2 separate regions of the Homo sapiens genome follow, and region 2 is linked to region 1. The links are chromatin loops, found by intact Hi-C in ENCODE. Cell type or tissue: heart left ventricle. All regions are shown on one strand. Each heading gives the region's core, and the rest is flanking DNA. Links, peaks and the distances in the headings are about the cores only.

Region 1 (9,579 bases), core at 3,263-5,762:
AACTGATAAATTTTATATATTCATTATTCATATATATATATATCTATATCTCTAGTTAGCATAGAGGCAGAGAAATAATTTACACCAGTAAATGAGTAGACATCAGTATACCAGAATACTCACAGCCCTGTCTGGTTCATAAACAAGGGTTGCAGAGAAGTTTCCAACAGAGGGCTTATCAAGTAGGCAAAAAACTTAAATACACACGAAGTAACTTGAAAACCATTTTTTTTTTTTTGAGACAGTCTCTCTCTGTCACCCAGGCTGGAGTGCAGTGGTGCAATCTCTGCTCACTCTAACCTCCTGGGTTCAAGCGATTCTCCTGCTTCAGCCTCCCGAGTAGCTGGGATTACAGGCACATGCCATCACGCCTGGCTAATTTTTGTATTTTTAGTAGAGGTGGGGTTTCACCATGTTGGCCAGGCTGGTCTCGAACTCCTAACCTCGAATGATCCACCTGCCTCAGCCTCTCAAAATGCTGGGATTATAGGCAAGAGCCACAGTACCCAGCCTTGAAAACCATTTTTAAAAGCTGTCTAATACGTGGGGGGAGAAAACTGTATAGATTAACAATATAAATGATAACTTGGAATAAATGAGAAATCAAAGCAGGCATATCACGAAACTCATTTTGGGGTTGTAAATTCTTTGGGCACAAAACCATACTCCATCTTTGTCCATTTGTTGCTGTTCTTTCTTTTATGTGTATGGTGTTTTATAGCAGAATCTCTTTCTGCCTGCCATCTACTGCGGCTGGTCCCTACCCTGGGGTGGGTGGAACAGGTTCTAGAGAAAGGGAAATGACTGGGGGGCTGGGATGGCACCCCAGAAGGCATCTGCCCCAGGCCTTAAAATTCTCTGGATTCTAGTTATTCACATGCTTCTTTTCTCCATTCTTGTAGGCTGCTAGCAAGTTTAGGCAGGCCCTACCTAGCATACCCATCCCTGTGTGCTCCCCCAACCTCAGCCTAGCTAATGAACCAGGTAAGCGTCTGACTCAAAGGAAGCCAATTAAACTTCTGTTGGAATTTGCCTTTTAGACCCAGAGATGCTGGGTGGCCTCTGGCCGCTGACCTCCTGATTGCCATCCCTCCCCCATCACCACAACTCAATAATCAAACCAGCAACTGAGGAGTTACTCTACACTCTTCTTTACCTCCCAACCACCCCGTTCCAGCTGCTAATCATCATGCTGATTCTACCTGTAAAATACAGCTCGATTTGTTTGGTTTTCTCCATCTCCACAGCTGGCACCCTCTCTACGTCTCTGCCATCTGTCACCTAGACAACACAGCATCTTCCAAATGAGTGCCTCTATTTCCAGGGTGATCTTAAAACAGAAATCAGATTTTCACCCCTGCTGAATATCCTTCAGGGTCTCTTCTCTGCACCCAGCTGGAATCCAAACACTGGTCCAGGAAGCCCCGCCTGCCTCTCCTGCCTCACCCAGATGGCTCTACCCTTTGCCCACCTCACTTCAGCCACAGTGGCCTCACCTAAGTGCCTCCACATTTGGTATCTATTCATTCTCTAGCCAGTGCACCTCAGAATGCCTGGAATTCAGCTGGGCATGGTGGCCCATTCCTGTAATTCCAGCACTTTGTGAGGCCAAGGTGGGTGGATCACTTGAGGTCAGGAGTTCGAGACCAGCCTGACCAACATGGGGAACCCCCGTCTCTACCGAAAATACAAAAATTAGTTGGGCATAGTGGTGCGTGCCTGTAATCCCAGCCACTCTGGAGGCCGAGGTAGGAGAATTGCTTGAACCTGGAGGTGGAGGTTGCAGTGAGCCAAGATTGTGCCACTGCACTCCAGCCTGGGCGACACAGCAAGATTCTGTCTCAAACAAACAAACAAACAAATAAAAAGAATGCCTGGAATTCCTGTCCTTTCCCATCACTTGTTGTCTCTTTCTCATCTTTCCAGCCTCAGCTTAAATGTCACCTCCTCAGGGGAGCCTTCCCTGGTCACATGATCTTTAATAGGTCATCCATGTTTTTCTTCCCTCAGCACCTCATTTGTTTCCTTCCCAGTACTTAATGTAATAGATCATTATTCTTTGTGTATTTAAGTGTCTCCCCATGGTGGGTGCAGTGGCTCATGCCTGTAATCCCAGTACTTTGGGAGGCTGAGGCAGGAGGATTACTTGTGTCCAGGAGTTTGAGACCAGCCTGGGCAACATAGTGAGATCCTGTCTCTATAAAAAAAATTACAAATTAGCCAAGTGTGGTGGTGCAGACCTGTAGTCCCAGTTACTCGGGAGGCTAAGGCGGGAGGATCACTTGAGCCTGGGAGGTCGAGGCTAAAGTGAGCTGAGATGGTGCCACTGAACTCCAGCTTGGGTGTCAGAGTGAGACCCTAAAAAAGAAAAAGTTAAATTAAATAATTGTTTCCCCAACTACACTATAATCTCCATCTTGGGAACTACACCATCTTGTTGGCCATCATGTTGTATCCTCTTGGGGGAATAAGGACAAGCTTCAAAGAAAGAGATGGCATTTGGGAAGAAGGTGCTGAATTTTCTCCTTCTTCCAGTTAGCACTGCTGCATCTTGATTCTGTTCTGGGGGAACCACCCTTTGCCTATTTCAGTCATGGGGTTTGGCTTGAAATGACCCACCCTTGGCACCAAGAAAGTCTCTTATTAGTTTAGGCAGATTACAACTGAGGCCAAAAATAATCAAGATGTTTGCTGGGGCCAGGCACAGTGGCTCACGCCTGTAATCCCAGCACTTCGAGAGGCTGAGACGGGCAGATCACTTGAGGTCAGGAGTTCAAAACCAGCCTGGCCAACATGGTGAAATCCCATCTCTACTAATAATAGAAAAAATCAGCTGGGCGTGGTGGCGTGCACCTGTAATCCCAGCTACTCAGGAGACTGAGGCCGGAAAATGGCTTGAACCCGGAGGGGGAGGTTGCAGAGAGCTGAGATCACACCACTGCACTCCAGCCTGGATGACAGGGCGAGGCTCCGTCTCAAAAAAATAAAATAAAATAAAAAAGAATTTAAAAGTTGTTTGCCGGGCAAGAAGCATACTCTCTTTCCTGTTAAAATGGCCAAAAGAGAACCTCTTTCTCCCGCCTTTCTACCACTGAGCAGTGTAGTATGAAGATGTGTGATTCGGGATTGCTATATCAGTCAAGGTCCCAGCAGGAAGCAGATGGCACACTCAAACTGGACAATTTGAGGAGCAGTTAGTAAGTGGACTGTTGGCGGTGCACACCTGTAATCCCAGCTACTTAGGAGGCTGAGGCGGGAGGATCTCTTGAACCCAGGAGTTCGAGGCCACAGTGAACTATGATCTCCAGCCTGGGTGACAGAGTGAGACCCTATCTCTATTTAAAAAAAAAAAAAAACATGGACAGTTTGCAAAAGTGTGAGCATGTGTAGGGAAAACTTAAGGAATAATGAAATATCTTGGGGCCATTACCACCCTAGGCCTACAGAGGGTGGTTGCTGGAATGCAGAGATAGAGATATGGAGACTGTCACCTCATAGATGAGGGATGAAGGCAGCCTGTGCTGTGCACCATGGAAGACAGAGATTTAATTAATAGCCCAGCCATCCGTGGAGCCCATGCTGGTGCTCCTCACTGGCCAAACCCAAGTGGAAGACAGAAGGCAAGGAAGCCCGCAAATCTAAGCCAGGTCATCCTCCAAGGGCACTGAGCAGGGAGGAGAAGAATAGAGACGTTAAGAAGCAGAAGGAAGATACGGAGCACACCTACCTGCTAGGGGAGGACTGAAAGAGCCACTAGGGGTTCTGAACGCAAGCCGACACAGCAAAAGGCAGAAGACAAAAATGGAGTAAAACCAAGTCACCTGTGGTGCTGTCCAAGCTGCTGAACAGACGTCACCTGAAGCTAACTAGATACCTCGATATTTCTCAGTATAGGAGCCATTAGATTCCCTTTATTGTCCGGGTGTTACTTGAAACATAAAGAGCCCTCACAGATGTAACGAGTTCTTCGAGTATTACTGAGGTTTCAATAAGCAGAAATGGAGAAATCACTTTCCAGAAACAGGGAACAGAACAAGCAAAAGGCAAGGTGAAAATGAGGGGCATTTTTGGGGATCCGTGAGTAGGCAGTTGACTGGAGCCTATGGGCCAGGTAGAAAAGTATTAGGAGAAGATTCCAGAAAGGTAAGTGGGGTCTCATAGACTGGAAGTCCCAGAACTGAAAGTCAAGGAGTTGGGAGCTCATGCAACTGGCAATGGAGAACCACCAAAAGGTGAACTGTTATGCTTGTGATTATTTTCTTCATGGTTTCTTTGGGGTCCTGGGAGTGTGTGGTGGCTGTTATGTGTAACTGTGATTAACTTTACATCGTGAAAAGTCAGTCACCAAAAGGCAGAAGAGGCTAGATGGGACTCGCCTGCAGAACTGGACCGAGGGCTCTGCGGCTGCCACCGAATCTGCTCCAGGATCCTGCCCAGTCTCCTCCCACGCAGGGTAAACCATTTCCACTTACTACGGACTCCACCTTGTGGTCATGCTTGAGAACTGCACCACTGCCTCCGCAGTCCTTACCCACAAGGGCAACAGGATCACCACCCTCTCTTTCCTTGTCCCTATCATACCTTTAGGTCTCTTAAAAAAAAATGAAAGCAGCAGTGTACAGAAAGAAGTATAAAGGAAAAATTATTTCAAAGTTAAAATTAAAAAAATAAAAGCATACCAAGATAAAGTCCATTTCGTGAGATTTCATGCATCTTAAACAAATGGATCTCAAACCAAATATATTCTTTAACCCTCTGTACATCCTCTTCTATTAGTATTATCTGTTTTCATTAATTTCTTCAAAGTCCCAATGGGCCAGGCGGTTAAAGACATTTTCACACTTATGGCCGGGCACTGTGGGAGGCCAAGGGGGGAGGATCGCTTGAGGCCAGGAGTTCAAGACCAGCATGGCCAACATGGTGAAACCCCGTCTCTACTAAAAATTCAGAAATCATCTGGGCGTGGTAGTGCTTTCCTGTAGTGCCAGCTATTTGGGAGGCTGAGGCAGGGGAATTGCTTGAATCCGGGAGGTGGAGGCTGCAGTGAGCCGAGATCATGCTACTGCACTGCAGCCTGGGCGACAGAGCGAGACTCTGTCTCAAAAAAAAAAAAAAATTCACATTTAATCCTTACAGTTCTTTGGTAGGCATAAACGCTACTATCCTCATTTCACAAATAAGGAAATCTAGGCATATGCGCTCAGAGAGTTTTAACAACCTGCCCAAGGCCATGCAGCTAATTAGTTGGGACAGTTGGAATTTGAACTTGGTCAGTTAGATCCAAAACACAGGCATTTACCACCAAGCCACATTGCCTCTTAGTTGATAGGATTTTCATCTACTCGATTTTCAACTGGAAATTAGTAAGGGGATCTTGATTGTTGCCTCCCCTTCACTTCTTCACCCATATGCAGAGATGGGTTATTGATAGCACCTCCTGAATGATAGGGGATTTTATCCCTTTCTCTCTCCCCATGGCCATAATCTCAGTCTGGCCCTTCCTCGCATTTCATATGAAATATTGCAACTGCTTCCCATGAGGTTTCCAGTGTTTCCCCCATCCCACTCCACTGAAGAGAGGGTTCTAGTTTTAAAATCCAAACCTGAAAAGACTCAATCAGTTTAGGCCATACATGTGGCATTTAAGCCACATGTATCAAGATGCTTAAAAATGTCTATACCCTTTCAATCAGTAGTTCTACTTCTGTGAATCTATCTTTAAAAAAAAAATTCCTGTATATAAAAAAGTTATATGTACAAAGATGGTCAGGCAGTATTATTGATGTAGTATAGCTATTCCTTATAAAATTTTTAAATTTCCATTACGAGGCTGGGAATGGTAGCTCCCATCTGTAATCCCAGGCCTGTGGGAGGCCAAGGAGGGAGGACTGCTTGAGGCCAGAAGTCTAAGATCAACCTGGGCAACATAGTAAGACCCCATGTCTAAAAAAAAAAAAAAATTAAATTAAATTAAATTATAATAGCCAGGCATGGTGGCATACACCTGTAGTCCTAAGCTAAGGCAGAAGGATCGCTTGAGCCCAGGAGTTTGAAGCTGCAGTGAGCTATCATCATGCCACTGCACTCCAGCCTGGGACAGAGCAAGACCCCCTCTCTAAACAAAACAAATAATAAGGCCGGGAGTGGTGGCTCATGCCTGTAATCCCAGCACTTTGGGAGGCCGAGGCGGATGGATCACAAGGTCAGGAGTTTGAGACCAGCCTGGCCAACATGGTGAAACCCCGTCTCTACTAAAAACACAAAAATTAGCCAGGCGTGGTGGCGCGCACCTGTAATCCCAGCTACTCAGAAGGCTGATGCAGGAGAATTGCTTGAACCCAGGCGGCAGAGGCTGCAGTGAGCAGAGATCGCACCACTGCACTCCAGCCTGGGCAACAGACCGAGACTCTGCCTCAAAAAAAAGGAAAAAAGAAAAACAAATAATAATAATAATAAATTTAAACCAACTTAATTTCTACTCCAAACCCAACAGGATTTTCTACTTCAGGCCATCCTTCAAGGTCCTAGGAAGACCCTGCAGTTATAGATCATTACTGGTCACTGTCAAGGCCACCAGGGCCCAATTTATCTGGTTCCCTCAGTTCTAACAGCCCACTAGCTTTCACGCCACCCTTGGGACATATGGATATTTGGTGAGGCTGGGAGCCCTGTAACTGTTCCTCTCTGAGATCTGACCACTCCCCTGGGGTGTTGTCAGAGGGCAGAGCACAGGTCCCAGCTATTGCAGGACCCTGGACCCCTCCCCTGGCTTGGAGCAATCTTTTACCCTGGGGGAAATCCACCACTGCCTGCTAGGGTTTCCGTCAGAGCTGCTTCCTGTCTCCTCTCCCTCCAGTACACTGTACACTCAGACACATCAGGGGACTTAGGCTTTTGAAAACAAAGCCAGGAAAAGAAGTGTTTTGCAGGCAATTTCTGCCTTCAGCCTGCCAGCTCCTGAGGAAAGTAAAACGAAGCCTGCCTGAGGAGGAAAAGTGGGGAAATACAAGAGGAAATTCCACATTTGTAGCTCAAAAAGTTATCCTACCTCAAGATGCTTAACAATGAGACAATGTCATAAGATGTGAATGTTGGACATGAAGTCTGTGGGTTGCACATAGATGTTGATGCAGCCTGCACCATACAGTTGGAAAATCTAATTCACTTCACCTACTCATTCCAGATGCAAGTTTCCAAAGTTCTGGTGAAAACGGCTGAAGGAATAGTGTTACAGCAACTGCCCTTGGCTTTTCCAGCTTTACACTTCCATGCCTATGGAAATCTCTTCCCTGTCTGTAGCTTTAAGCATTACATCTATATGATCGACCATCCCATCTTCATCTCCATCCCTGACTTCCTAACTTGAGCTCCATGTCTCCAACAAGAGAAAAGGCAGGGCCGGGCGCGGTGCTCATGCCTGTAATCCCAGCACTTTGGGAGGCCGAGGCTGGCAGATCACGAGGTCAGGAGATTGAGACCATCCTGGCTAACACGGTGAAACCCAGCCTCTACTAAAAATACAAAAAATTAGCTGGGTGTAGTGGTGCTCACCTGTAGTCTCAGCTACTCGGGAGGCTGAGGCAGGAGAATCACTTAAACCCTGTAGGTGGAGATTGCAGTGAACCGAGAACATGCCACTGCTCTCCAGCCTCGGTGACAGAGCAAGACTCCGTCTCAAAAAATAAAAATTAAAAAAAGACAAAAGGCAGCACCATCTGGGAATCTTACTTTCACTTTCATGCCCCAAATCAACTCATTGTCTTTACCCCAAATCAGCTTCCTCTGCAGATGTCTCATTCCATCAGTGAGGCAGGAGGGTAAGGTCCCAGCCAAGTTCTTTCCTCTACACTGCTGTTAGAAATGCTTGTTCCCCAGTGCCACGAAGAAACAGCACTCAAACATAAATTTAATTTTCTCAGCAAGGCAATTTTTACTTCTATAGAAGAGTGTAACTCGCGAATGGAGTAATGGCAACAGCACACCTGGACAGGGAAGGGCAAGGAGTTCTTATTCCTGAGGCAGGTAGCCCCTACTGCTGTGTTGTTTCCCTATTGGCTAGGGTTGGACCGCACAGTCTAAGCTAATTCCAACTGGCTATTTTAAAGAGAGCAAAGGTATGAGCCAGAGTGGCAGGGTGAGTAGTGTGGCAGGAAGGACGGTTAGGAACAGGTAACTAAAGGTGACTTAGGTCACAGCAGGTGACCAGGATGAGTCAGGATGGAGCAGGTGACCAGGGGAACAGATGTGAACTACTGATTAGGACTCGCGAGAAAGTTGTTTACTGAAACTAGAAGCAAAGGGGTGAAGAGAACCAGGAAGTTAAACTTTAAAATGGAGAATCAAAGAATAAGAGAACTGAACATACTGACATACTGATTCTTTGAAGAGAAACTTGGGGTCTACTATATTTAACAATCCCCCTTCTTGAATTTTTATAGTTCTTTCTCTTCAAACTTCCTTAACATGTCTTGGCTTAGCTGTTCTGTTTGATTCTCTAAAAGAAAAAGCTTCTCTGAATAAGGTGGAGGAGAATTAAGGGAGGTTTTAGTAAGTGCTGCCTGTATGAGTTTGTACACCAGCCCACAGATGCATGGTATGACACAACACCCAACAAGAATGAGTACACCTACTACGGCTGCGAGAGAAGTAAGAATCGAGGCTATGATTCCTTTCCATTTACCAAACCATTTTTCTAGCCACCTTGTAAAGGGATCATTTACCCCTGGGTTTTTGGCTAACTCACTAGACAGAGCGGTTAGACCTTGCAATGCCTTTGTTATACGTCCATCAGGGGCGGTGGTGTTTGGGATGAAGGTACAACCTTGAGTTTTAATCATGACGCAAACTCCTCTTTCTGCTAATACCGTGTCTAAGGCTCTTCTATTTTCCCAAGCCATCTGGCTAGTAGCCCCTAATCGCTCACCTATTCCTTTAACAGCATCTCTAATGTAGTTAATAAACCGCTGTTGGTTGTAATAAATGTAATTTACCTAATCTATGTTCTTATTAATTGTCACCCATCAAAATATTGACTTAAATTCTGCAGCTATTTGATCTCGGGCTTTAAATTCATCTGGTACTCCTCGTGGAGGTCTAATAGCATTTATATAAACATGGGAGTCAAAGGACCCATGTGAGGCACTTCTTTTTTTTACGCTTTTCTCTTTTTTTTTTTCTTCGTGTTGACGGAATGCTAGGGTAAAAGGGATGGCCAGTTGGACTAGGGCACAAGTGCTGCTCTAATTACTTGGCAGAGCAGAGTACCCAGCAATAGTTCCTTGCAATACCACCACACATCTGCTTGGAGATGAACAAGGGCAGACTGATTGGTAAGCTCTTGAAAAGGCTTGGTTTCACTGCACCCTGTTAAGTCTTCAAGGAATGCTAACTCCCCCCCCACCCCCCGCAGAGAAAGGCACGAGGTGAAGTTAACATCAGGGGCTGGTGGCAGCATGGCCCTCGGGGGCTGACCCACAGGGCTCTTAACCTCAGTGAACCGCAGAGAAAGAGTCTTGCATGACTCATCGCCCCAGGCTGTGGGGTTGTGGAAGAGAGCTACCATACAGCTCATGCCCAGTC
Region 2 (9,579 bases), core at 2,542-5,041, 530 kb after region 1:
GATCCACCCTCCTCGGCCTCCCAAAGTGCTGGGATTACAGGCATGAGCCATTGTGCCCAGTGATTCATTCTATTCTTTTCTTTTCCTCTTTCTTTCTTCCTTCCTTTCTTTCTCTTTCTTCTTTCTTTTCTTTTCTTTTCTTTCTTTCTTCCTTCCTTCCTTTCCTTCCTTCCTTCCTTCCCTCTTTTCTTTTCTTTCTTTTTTCCTTTCTTTTCTCTCTCTCTCTCTTTCACTCTCTCCTGTTGAGACGGAGTCTCGCTCTGTTGCCCAGGCTGGAGTGCAGTGGTGCGGTCTCTGCTCACTGCAACCTTCGCCTCCCGGGTTCGAGCAATTCTCTTGCCTCAGCTTCCTGAGTAGCTGGGATTACAGGCAGGCACCCCATGCCTGGCCAATTTTTGTATTTTTAGTAGAGATGGGGTTTCACAATGTTGGTCAGGCTGGTCTTGAACTCCTGACCCTGTGATCCGCCCGCCTCGGCTTCCCAAAGTGGTGGGATTATAGGCGTGAGCCACTGCGCCCGGCTGATAGTTTCTTTTGCTTTTCAGAGACTGTTTAGTTTAATTAGGTCCCACTTGTCAATTTTTTTTTTTTTTTGTTACTGTTTTTGGAGGCTTCATAATGAAGTCTTTGCCTGGGTCAATGTCCAGAATGTTATTTCCTAGATTTTCTTCCTGGGTTTTTATAGTTTTAAGTTTTACATTTAAGTCTTTAATCCATCTTGAGTTGATTTTTGTACATGGTGTAAGGAAAGGGTCCAGTTTCAATCTTCTGCATATGGCTAGCCAGTTATCCCAGCACTATTTATCGAATAGAGAGACCTTTTCCTGTTCCTTGTTTTTGTCAGTTTTGTCAAAGATCAGATAGTTGTAGATGTGTGGCTTTATTTCTGTGTTCTCTAACTGTTCCATTGGTCTATGTGTGTTTTTGTATCAGTACCATGTGGTTTTGGTTACTGTATCCTTATAGCATAGTTTAAAGTTGGGTAGTGTGATGCCTCCAGCTATGTTCATTTTGCTTGGGATTGTTTTGGCTATTCAGGCCCTTTTTTGGTTCCAAATGAATTTTAGAATGTTTCTTTTTCTAATTCTGTGAAAAATGTCATTGGTAGTTTGATAGGAATATCATTGAATCTGTAGATAGCTTTGGACAGTATGTCTATTTTAACAATATTGATTCTTCCTATTCATGAACATGGAATGTTTTTCCATTTGTTTGTGTTATCTCTGAGTTTTTTCAGCAGTGTTTTATAATTCTCCCTGTAGAGATCTCTCACCTCTCTGGTTAGCTATATTCCTAGGTACCTTATTTTTGTGTGTGGCTATTGTGAATGGGATTGCAGTCTTGATTTGGCTCTCAGCTTGGATGCTATTGGTGTATAGAAGTGCTACTGATTTTTGTACATTAATTTTGTATCCTGAAACTTTGCTGAAATTGTTTATCAGATCAATGAACCTTTGGGCAGAGACTATGGGGTTTTCAAGGTATAGAATCGAATTGTCTGGGCCAGGTGCAGTGGCTCATGCCTGTAATCCCAGCACTTTGGAAGGCTGAGGCAGGTGGATCACCTAAGGTTAGCAGTTCAAGACCAGCCTGGCCAACATGGTGAAACTCCATCTCTACTAAAAATAGAAAAATATTAGCCGGGCGTGGCGGTGCTCACCTATAATCCCAGCTACTTGGGAGGCCGAGGCAGGAGAATTGCTTGAACCCGGGAGGCGGAGGTTGCGGTGAGCCGAGATCACACCATTGCACAGCCTGGGCAACAAAAGTAAAACTCTGTCTCTTAAAAAAAGCAAAGAAAAGAAAAGAAAAGAAAAAAATCATATTGTCTGCAAAGAGAGAGAGTTTTTCTTCCTCTTTTCCTATTTGGATTAGGCCTTTTTTTTTTTTTTTTTTTTTTTTGGAGACAGAGTCTCACTCTCTTACCCAGGCTGGTGTGCAAAGTGGTGCGATCTTGGCTCACTGCAACCTCTGCCTCCTGGGTTCAAGCGATTGTCCTGTCTCAGCCTCCTGAGTAGCTAGGATTACAGGCACCCGCCACCACGCCCGGCTAATTTTTGTATTTTTAATAGAGACGAGGTTTCTTCATGTTGGTCAGGCTGGTCTCGAACTCCTGACCTCAGGTGATCCGCCTGCCTTGGCCTCCCAAAGTGCTAGGATTACAGGTGTGAGGCACCGTGCCTGGCCAAGAAGTACGATTTTTGCAAAAAAAAAAAATTCATATAAGAACATGTCCTGGCTAAAAAAAACTAAAGAAATAAAGAATAAAAATAATTTTTAAAAGTCTTTTTTGTTTTTTAAAGCAACCAATTTGCTCCATAGTTATTATGTGAGAGATCTTTAGAATTGTGGATGGCTGGGAAACTACTCATTTGCCACTCATCAAGTAGATTGGTTTTGCTTTTGATTTCTTGGTGATTTCTTGAAAAATGTATCTGCCCTCCCCCCAGCCCCGCCCCGCAAATTCATATGTTGAAGCCCTTAATGGCCCAGAACTTCAGAATGTGACTGTAGATTGTATTTGGAGATAGGGCCTTTAAAGAAGTCATTAAGTTAAAACAGTCTTTAGGGTGGGCCCTAATTCAGTATTACTGGTATCTTTATAAGAAGTGGGGATTAGGACCCAGCCAACACGGGCTGAAGGACAGCCATGTGAGGACACAGTGGAAAGGTGGCTATCTGCAAGACTGGGCATGGTGGCTTACACCTGAAATCCCAGCACTTTGAGAGGCCGAGGTGAGAGGATTGCTTGAGCCCAGGAGTTCAAGACCAGCCTGTGCAATGTGGTGAAACCCTGTCTCTACAAAACAATACAAAAAATTAGCCAGGCATGGTGGCGTGCACCTGTAATCTCAGCTACTCGGGAGGCTGAGGTAGGAGAATTGCTTGAATCCAGGAGGTGGAGGTTGCAGTGAGCTGAGATCCAGCCACTGCACTCCAGTCTGGGCAACAGAGAAGACACTGTCTCAAAAAAAAAAAAAAAAAAAAAAAAGAGAAAAGAAAAAGATGGCCATTTGCAAACCAAGAAGAGAGGCCTCAAGAGAAAATAACTCTCCAACAAAACACTTTGGGCTTCTGTTAAGCCCCCAAGTTTGTTATGGCAGCCCCAGCAAACTAATACATTTGGTTTTTTTTTTTTTTTCTTTTTGAGATGGAGTCTTGCTCTGTCGCCCAGGCTGGAGTGCAGTGGCGCGATCTTGGCTCACTGCAAGCTCCGCCTCCCGGGTTCATGCCATTCTCCTGCCTCAGCCTCCCGAGTAGCTGGGACTACACGCGTCCGCCACCACGCCCGGCTAATTTTTTGTATTTTTAGTAGAGACGGGGTTTCACCGTGTTAGCCAGGATGGTCTGGATCTTCTGACCTCGTGATCCGCCCGCCTCGGCCTCCCAAAGTGCTGGGATTACAGGCGTGAGCCACCACGCCCGGCCACATTTGGGTTTTGTATGACTTGCTTCATTCAGGCCAAAGATAAATTGAGGAACATATATATATATTTGTATTGGACATTTGCTTGGATCCAAAATATGGCAAAATCAAGTCTGTTTATCTAGCGGGAACTTAGCCATTGACTACTTGAGGACTGTTTCTCTTCAAACCTTTGGGGACAGTGACATCTAGTGGTAGTTTCTTTTATATACCCTTTTCAGTTCTCTTCTGGCCGTACATTAGAATCACTTGAGGGGATGGGAAAAACAAAACAAAACAAAAAACAAAAGGCCTTGCGCGGTGGCTCAAGCCTGTAATCCTAGCACTTTGGGAGGCCGAGGCGGATGGATTGCCTGAGCTCAGGAGATCGAGACTAGCCTGGGCAACACAGTGAAACCCCATCTCTACTAAAAAAAAACAAACAAAAAACAAAAAGAAAATTAGCCGGGCGTGCGCCTGTAATCCCAGCTGCTCGGGAGGCTGAGGCAGGAGAATCACTTGAACCAGGGAGGCGGAGGTTGCAGTGAGCCAGGATCGCGCCACTGCACTCCAGCCTGGGTGACAGAGGGAGACGCTGTCTCAAAAAAAAAAAAAAAAAAAAAAAAAAAAAAAAAAAAAAAAAGGCCAATGCCTAGGCTTTACCTAGCCAATTATGCCAGAATCTCTGGGAATGGGAACCAGTCATCAGTATTTAAAAGGGCTTTCTACATTAGTCCAAAGTGTACCCAAGGTTGAGAAGCACAGATTCTTAATGAAAGCAACTCTGGATTGTAAAAATATGAGCTCATATTATGTTGCCATTTCTCACAATATGAAAAAGTTTGTTAACTTCTGCACTTATTTATTGTCCCTCTGCCTCCAAAGAAGGTAAAATACATGAGGGAGGGAGCACGGTCTGGTTAGCTTTTGGATGCCAAGAGCCTGGAACAGTGCTGCACAGTCTGGGCTCATAATAGCTTTTGTGAAATGAATGAATGAAAAATAGAGCATGGGACCAGGCGCCCGGTGGCTCACGCCTGTAATCCCAGCACTTTGGGAGGCCGGGGCGGGAGGATCACCTGAGGTCAGGAGTTCGAGACCAGCCTGGCCAATGTGGTTAAACCCCGTCTCTACTAAAAATACAAAAATTAGTTGGGCGTGGTGGTGGGTGCCCATAATCCCAGCTACTCAGGAGGCTGAGGCAGGACAATCGCTTGAACCCGGGAGGCAGAGGTTGTAGTGAGCCGAGATCGTGCCATTGCACTCCAGCCTGGGCAACAAGAGCTAAAAACTCTGTCTCAGAAAAGAAAAAGAAAAAGAAAAAGAAAAATAGAGCATGCTGTCAGGTTGCATTAATCTGGAATATGGCTGTCATGTGAAACAGCAGTCTCACTGTGAAGTTTAGGACATGTTATATTTGGTTCAATTGAAAGTAACTTATGGAATCTTATAGGATTCCAAATGTCTGAAACAGACGTTTCTTGGTCTGTCATACAACTTTGGTTGACTTCTTGGCATCTTTATGCCTCTGATCCTAGGAGAGGATTTTCTGAGTTTCAATATAGCAGCAGGTTCTCAATGTCTACTAAGTGTTCTAGTTAAAAAGAAATGTTAAACTATTAGCTTTTCTTCTGTGCTTTTCTCCCCATTGTCTTGAGGCTTAGAAAGTTCTATATTATTACAAAACCAGTGAAATACACACTTACAACATTTCTAGTTTTAAAACTACTTCTTTTTTATATTTTATGGCCTAAAATAACTGGGATTAAATTTTCTGCGTATGGTGCATAGTGAGTATTGAACTTTCTATTCTTTTCTTAACCCTGAGAGTCCATCTTCCCCACATGACTTGCGGATACTCCATGACTTTGCTCATTTGTGATGCACACTTTTTCCCGCAGTAAGTCTTTTTATATACTAATGTGAGAGGTGTTAGAATGGGACTTTTCCTGGCAAAGTGTGTGGAAAACAATTCCTCACTTGCAGACTCTCAAGGGAAATCTCTGGGGAACTGCTCCCTGACTTTTGGACATCCTTAAAAACAGAGATGAGAGAAAGAAAAAGAACAAGCCTTGGTGAAGAGGTTTCTTTGGAGAGAGTTGTTGCTGTGCTCTTGGGCCCCCAACTTCCCTTTTCAGGGAGGAGTGGGAAGTGCTCATTCTAACTCCAGGCTTGAGACCGCTGGGGGAATTTCAAAAAGTGGTTTCCACAGGAAAGACATGGAGCAGCCAGCTTGGGCGACAGAGTGAGACTTCGTCTCAAAAAAAACAAAAACAAAACAAAACAAAAAAAGTGTGTGCCAAATATTATATTGACAGGACATCCTTATTTTGAAGTCAAGACTGTGTTTGGGATTTACAGTGACGTAAGAATTGTCTCTGACCTAGAAGTGGGCAAAAAAAAACAAAAAAACAAAAAAACTGATGACATTTTCCTCTGAGGAACAGGCTGATATCTTTGTAAGTAAAAATGAAAGGGTTGAGAGATAGAGCAAATGAGCTGTTTTGGTCACTATAATCAGGTGTCTTGCTTATTCAATGTACTGATTGCATTAGGACTGCTTTCAGGGCTCCTCTCATCATCACGGTTCCCTCTCCAAATGCTCTAGATGTGGTTTGTCTTAATAGTTGAATGGTTGAATAGTTGAATGGTTGAAAATAACAGAGCCCTCCTTAAAGCAGGTTAAACAGAAAAGAGAATTTACTGTAAGGTTACATAGGTGGCTATAAGAGTAGGCATTCAATTTTTTGTCTTTTTTTTTTTTTTTTTTTTTTAGATGGAGTCTCACTCTGATGTCCAGGCTGGAGTGCAGTGGTGCAATCTCGGCTCACTGCAACATCCGCCTCCTGGGTTCAAGCGATTCTCCTACCTTAGCCTCTCGAGTAGCTGGGATTACAGGCACCTGCCACAATGCCCAGCTAATTTTTGTAATTTTAGTAGAGACGGGGTTTTACCATGTTGGCCAAGCTGGTCTCGAGCTCCTGACCTCAGGTGATCCACCCACCTCAGCCTCCCAAAGTGTTGGGATTATAGGCGTGAGCCACCACGCCTGGACTAATATGAGTTAGAAGTAAATGAACTAATTCAGGGATAGACACTTAATGTGAACTCAAGCCAGGAAGTAAGGAGCTTTCCCCTGACAACAGTGATTGAGATAGGAAAGGGGACAGGTTTAGGTTAGCACAATTAGTACGAAGTCAGGCCTTTGCTCAGTGACTGTGGGAGAAGAAACTCTTTGTCTGGTCAGTATACATAGCTGTGAGGTCTGGAGCTGTAGCAACCACTTGGTATCTTGAACAAAGCTAGATTTGAGATGATGCTGACACAGGAGAGAAGGCAATTGATGAAAGAAATGCAGAGCCAGAGCCCTGATCCAGCCACTCCTGAACCCATCACTACATTAAACTTCCCAAGTATAGCAGTGGTTCCCACTGGGGGCAATTTAGCTCCTGAAGGGATATTTGGCAATATCTGGAGACATTTTTGGTTGCTACAACTGGATGGGTGCTCCTGGCACCCAATGGATAGAGACCAAGGATGCTGCTAAATCCCCTATAGTATATAAGAGAGCACTCTTTCCTTTGCAACATAGAATTATCTGGCCCAAAATGTCTGTATTGCTGAGGTTGAGAGACTCTGACCTAGAGATTTGATTAGATCTAAGTTCTTTTTTGGGCAAGGATGCTTTGTAGGCACTGTGTACTTGCTTTTACGTCACAACAGGCTTGTTCTCTTGGCTTTTCTGGATTTCTGTACCTGCCATTGCTCCCCTCTCTCAGTGCCTGGTGAGCCCCTCCCTAGCCTCTCTCACAAGCCCAGTGGGCTGCCTTCTCCTTGTAAACTCTCCACACCCTGGCTCTTCTCACTATGGCATTTGCTGGGCATTTTGGGGCTCGTTGGTGTGTGTTTGGCCCCCACTGGGCTGGAGATCCTGGGAAGGCAGGGACTCAGTCTATCTTCTCTCGTGCATTCAGGACACTGGGACTGGTAGATCCTGATATGTAAATAAATCAATGACAAACGAATGACTCATAACTCGGATATTTGAGTTGGTCAGAGGCAATGTCTCTTTCTCTGTGGGCAGGAACTGAATCAACACAGTGGAATTTTCTTTTTCTTTCTTTCTTTTTTTTTTTTTTAGACAGAGTTTCGCTCTTGGAGTGCGATGGTGCGATCTCAGCTCACGGCAACCTCTGCCTTCCGGGTTCAAGAGATTCTCCTGCCTCAGCCTCCCAAGTAGCTGGCATTACAGGCATCCACCACCATGCCCAGCTAATTTTTGTATTTTTAGAAGAGATGGGGTTTCACCATGTTGGCCAGGCTGGTCTCAAATTCCTGACCTCAGGTGATCCACCCACCTCGGCCTCCCAGAGTGCTGGGATTGCAGGTGTGAACCACCGTGCCCGGCCAACACAGTGGTATTTTCACAAGTCCATTCACCTTTCAGCAGTAAAATGATGTAGCAAGATCATCCATCATATATACAATGGAATATTATTCAGCCTTAAGGAAATCCTGTCATAGGCTACAAGGATGTAGGTTCAAGCGATTCTCCTACCTCAGCCTCCTGAGTAGCTGGGATTACAGGCGCCTGCCACAATGCCCAGCTAATTTTTGTAATTTTAGTAGAGATGGATGAATGTGGAGGACACTATGCTAAGTGGAACCAGCTAGTTGCAGCAAGACAAATGCTGCATAAGTCCTCTTATATGAGGTATCCAAAACAGTCAGACTCTTAGAAACAGAAAGTAGAGGTAGAGTGGTGGTTGCCTGAGGCTGAAGGGAGGAGGAAAAGAAGAGATGTTGTTCAGTGGGTATAAAATTTCAGTTTTGCGAGATAAAAAAGTTCTAGAGATCTGCCGCGCAGCAATGTACATAATTAACATTAATGTACTGCATACTTAAAAGTGGTTAAATGGGCTAGGTGTGGTGGCTCATGCCTGTAATCCCAGCACTTTCAGAGGTCGAGACAGGCAGATTGCTTGAGGTCAGGAGTTCGAGACCAGCCTGGCCAACATGGAGAAACCCCGTCTCTACTACAAAATACAAAAATTAGCTGGGCGTGGTGCGCGCCTGTAATCCTAGCTACTCAGGAGGCTGGGGTAGGAGAACCACTTGAACCCGGGAGGCAGAGGTTGCTGTGAGCTGAAATTGCACCACTGCACTCTAGCCTGGGCGACAGAGTGAGACTCCATCTCAAAAAAAAAAAAAAAAAATTTAAGATGGTAAATCTTTTTTTTTTTTTTTTTTGATACGGAGTTTCACTCTGTCACCCAGGCTGGAGTGCAGTGGTGCAATCTCGGCTCACTGCAACCTCTGCCTCCCGGGTTCGAGCAATTCTCTGCCTCAGCTTCCTGAGTAGCTGGGATTACAGGCGCCCACCATCATGCCTGGCTAATGTTTTGTATTTTTAGTAGAGACGGGGTTTCACTATCTTGGCCAGGCTGATCTTCAACTCCTGAACTCGTGATCCACCCTCCTCAGCCTCCCAAAGTGCTGGGATTACAGGTGTGTGTATGTGTTTTTGAGACAAGGTCTCACTCTGTCAGCCAGGCTGGAGTGCAGTGGTATCATCATGGCTCCCTGCAACCTCCGCCTCCTGGGCTCAAGCAATCCTCTCAGCTCAGCCTCCTGGGTAACTGGGACTACGGGCACATCACCACACCTACCTAATTTTTGCATTTTTTGTAGAGATGGGGTTTCATCATGTTGGCCATGCTGGTGGTCTCAAACACCTGAGCTCAAGTGATCCACACGCCTCAGTCTCCCAAAGTGTGTGAGCCACCATGCCCACCTGGCCTAAGATGGTAAATCTTATGTCCTGTGTTTTTTAAAACCATAATTAATAAAAGGTATTTGGTGAGAATTAAAAAAAAATTACCCCCTGGGAAAGGTGGCTCACACCTGAAATCCCAGCTCTTAGGGAGGCAGAGGCAGGAGGATAGCCTGAGCCCAGTAGTTCACTACCTGCCTGGGCAATATAGCAAGACCCTGTTCTTGAAATCAATACATCAATAAAAAATAAATTGGCTGGGTACGGTGGCTCACACCTGTAATCCCAGCACTTTGGGAGGCTGAGGCAGGTGGATCACATGAGGTCAGGAGTTTGAGACCAGCCTGACTAACATGGTGAAACCTCGTCTCTACTAAAAATACAAAAATTAGCTGGGTGT

The links. Hi-C counts contacts between places; a loop is a spot of excess contacts. Peaks named below come from ENCODE experiments on the same cell type or tissue, not always from the same donor. Only the 100,000 strongest peaks of a DNase experiment are listed, where the experiment ranks them.
Region 2: it touches region 1 in a loop (8-fold over the local background); 12 of 110 quality-filtered maps call a loop at or near these places.

Annotation. Positions count from the first base shown.
Region 1 is chr2:65,036,363-65,045,941 of GRCh38, forward strand. The region is part of intron 2 of LINC02576 (long intergenic non-protein coding RNA 2576); the gene reads left to right. Among named protein-coding and RNA genes, the nearest start is that of LINC02576, 10 kb to the left of the region's middle. RefSeq lists an enhancer at 4,250-4,339. In heart left ventricle, for the core only: a CTCF peak has its summit at 4,505 (motif pointing left); a DNase peak (open chromatin) is centred at 4,459; H3K4me3 peaks cover 339 bases.
Region 2 is chr2:65,569,705-65,579,283 of GRCh38, forward strand. No RefSeq gene overlaps it. Among named protein-coding and RNA genes, the nearest start is that of LINC03050, 28 kb to the right of the region's middle. RefSeq lists enhancers at 6,726-7,925, 7,145-7,644, 9,361-9,579. In heart left ventricle, for the core only: a CTCF peak has its summit at 3,626 (motif pointing left); no DNase peak of the experiment used is centred there; H3K4me3 peaks cover 464 bases; H3K27ac peaks cover 201 bases.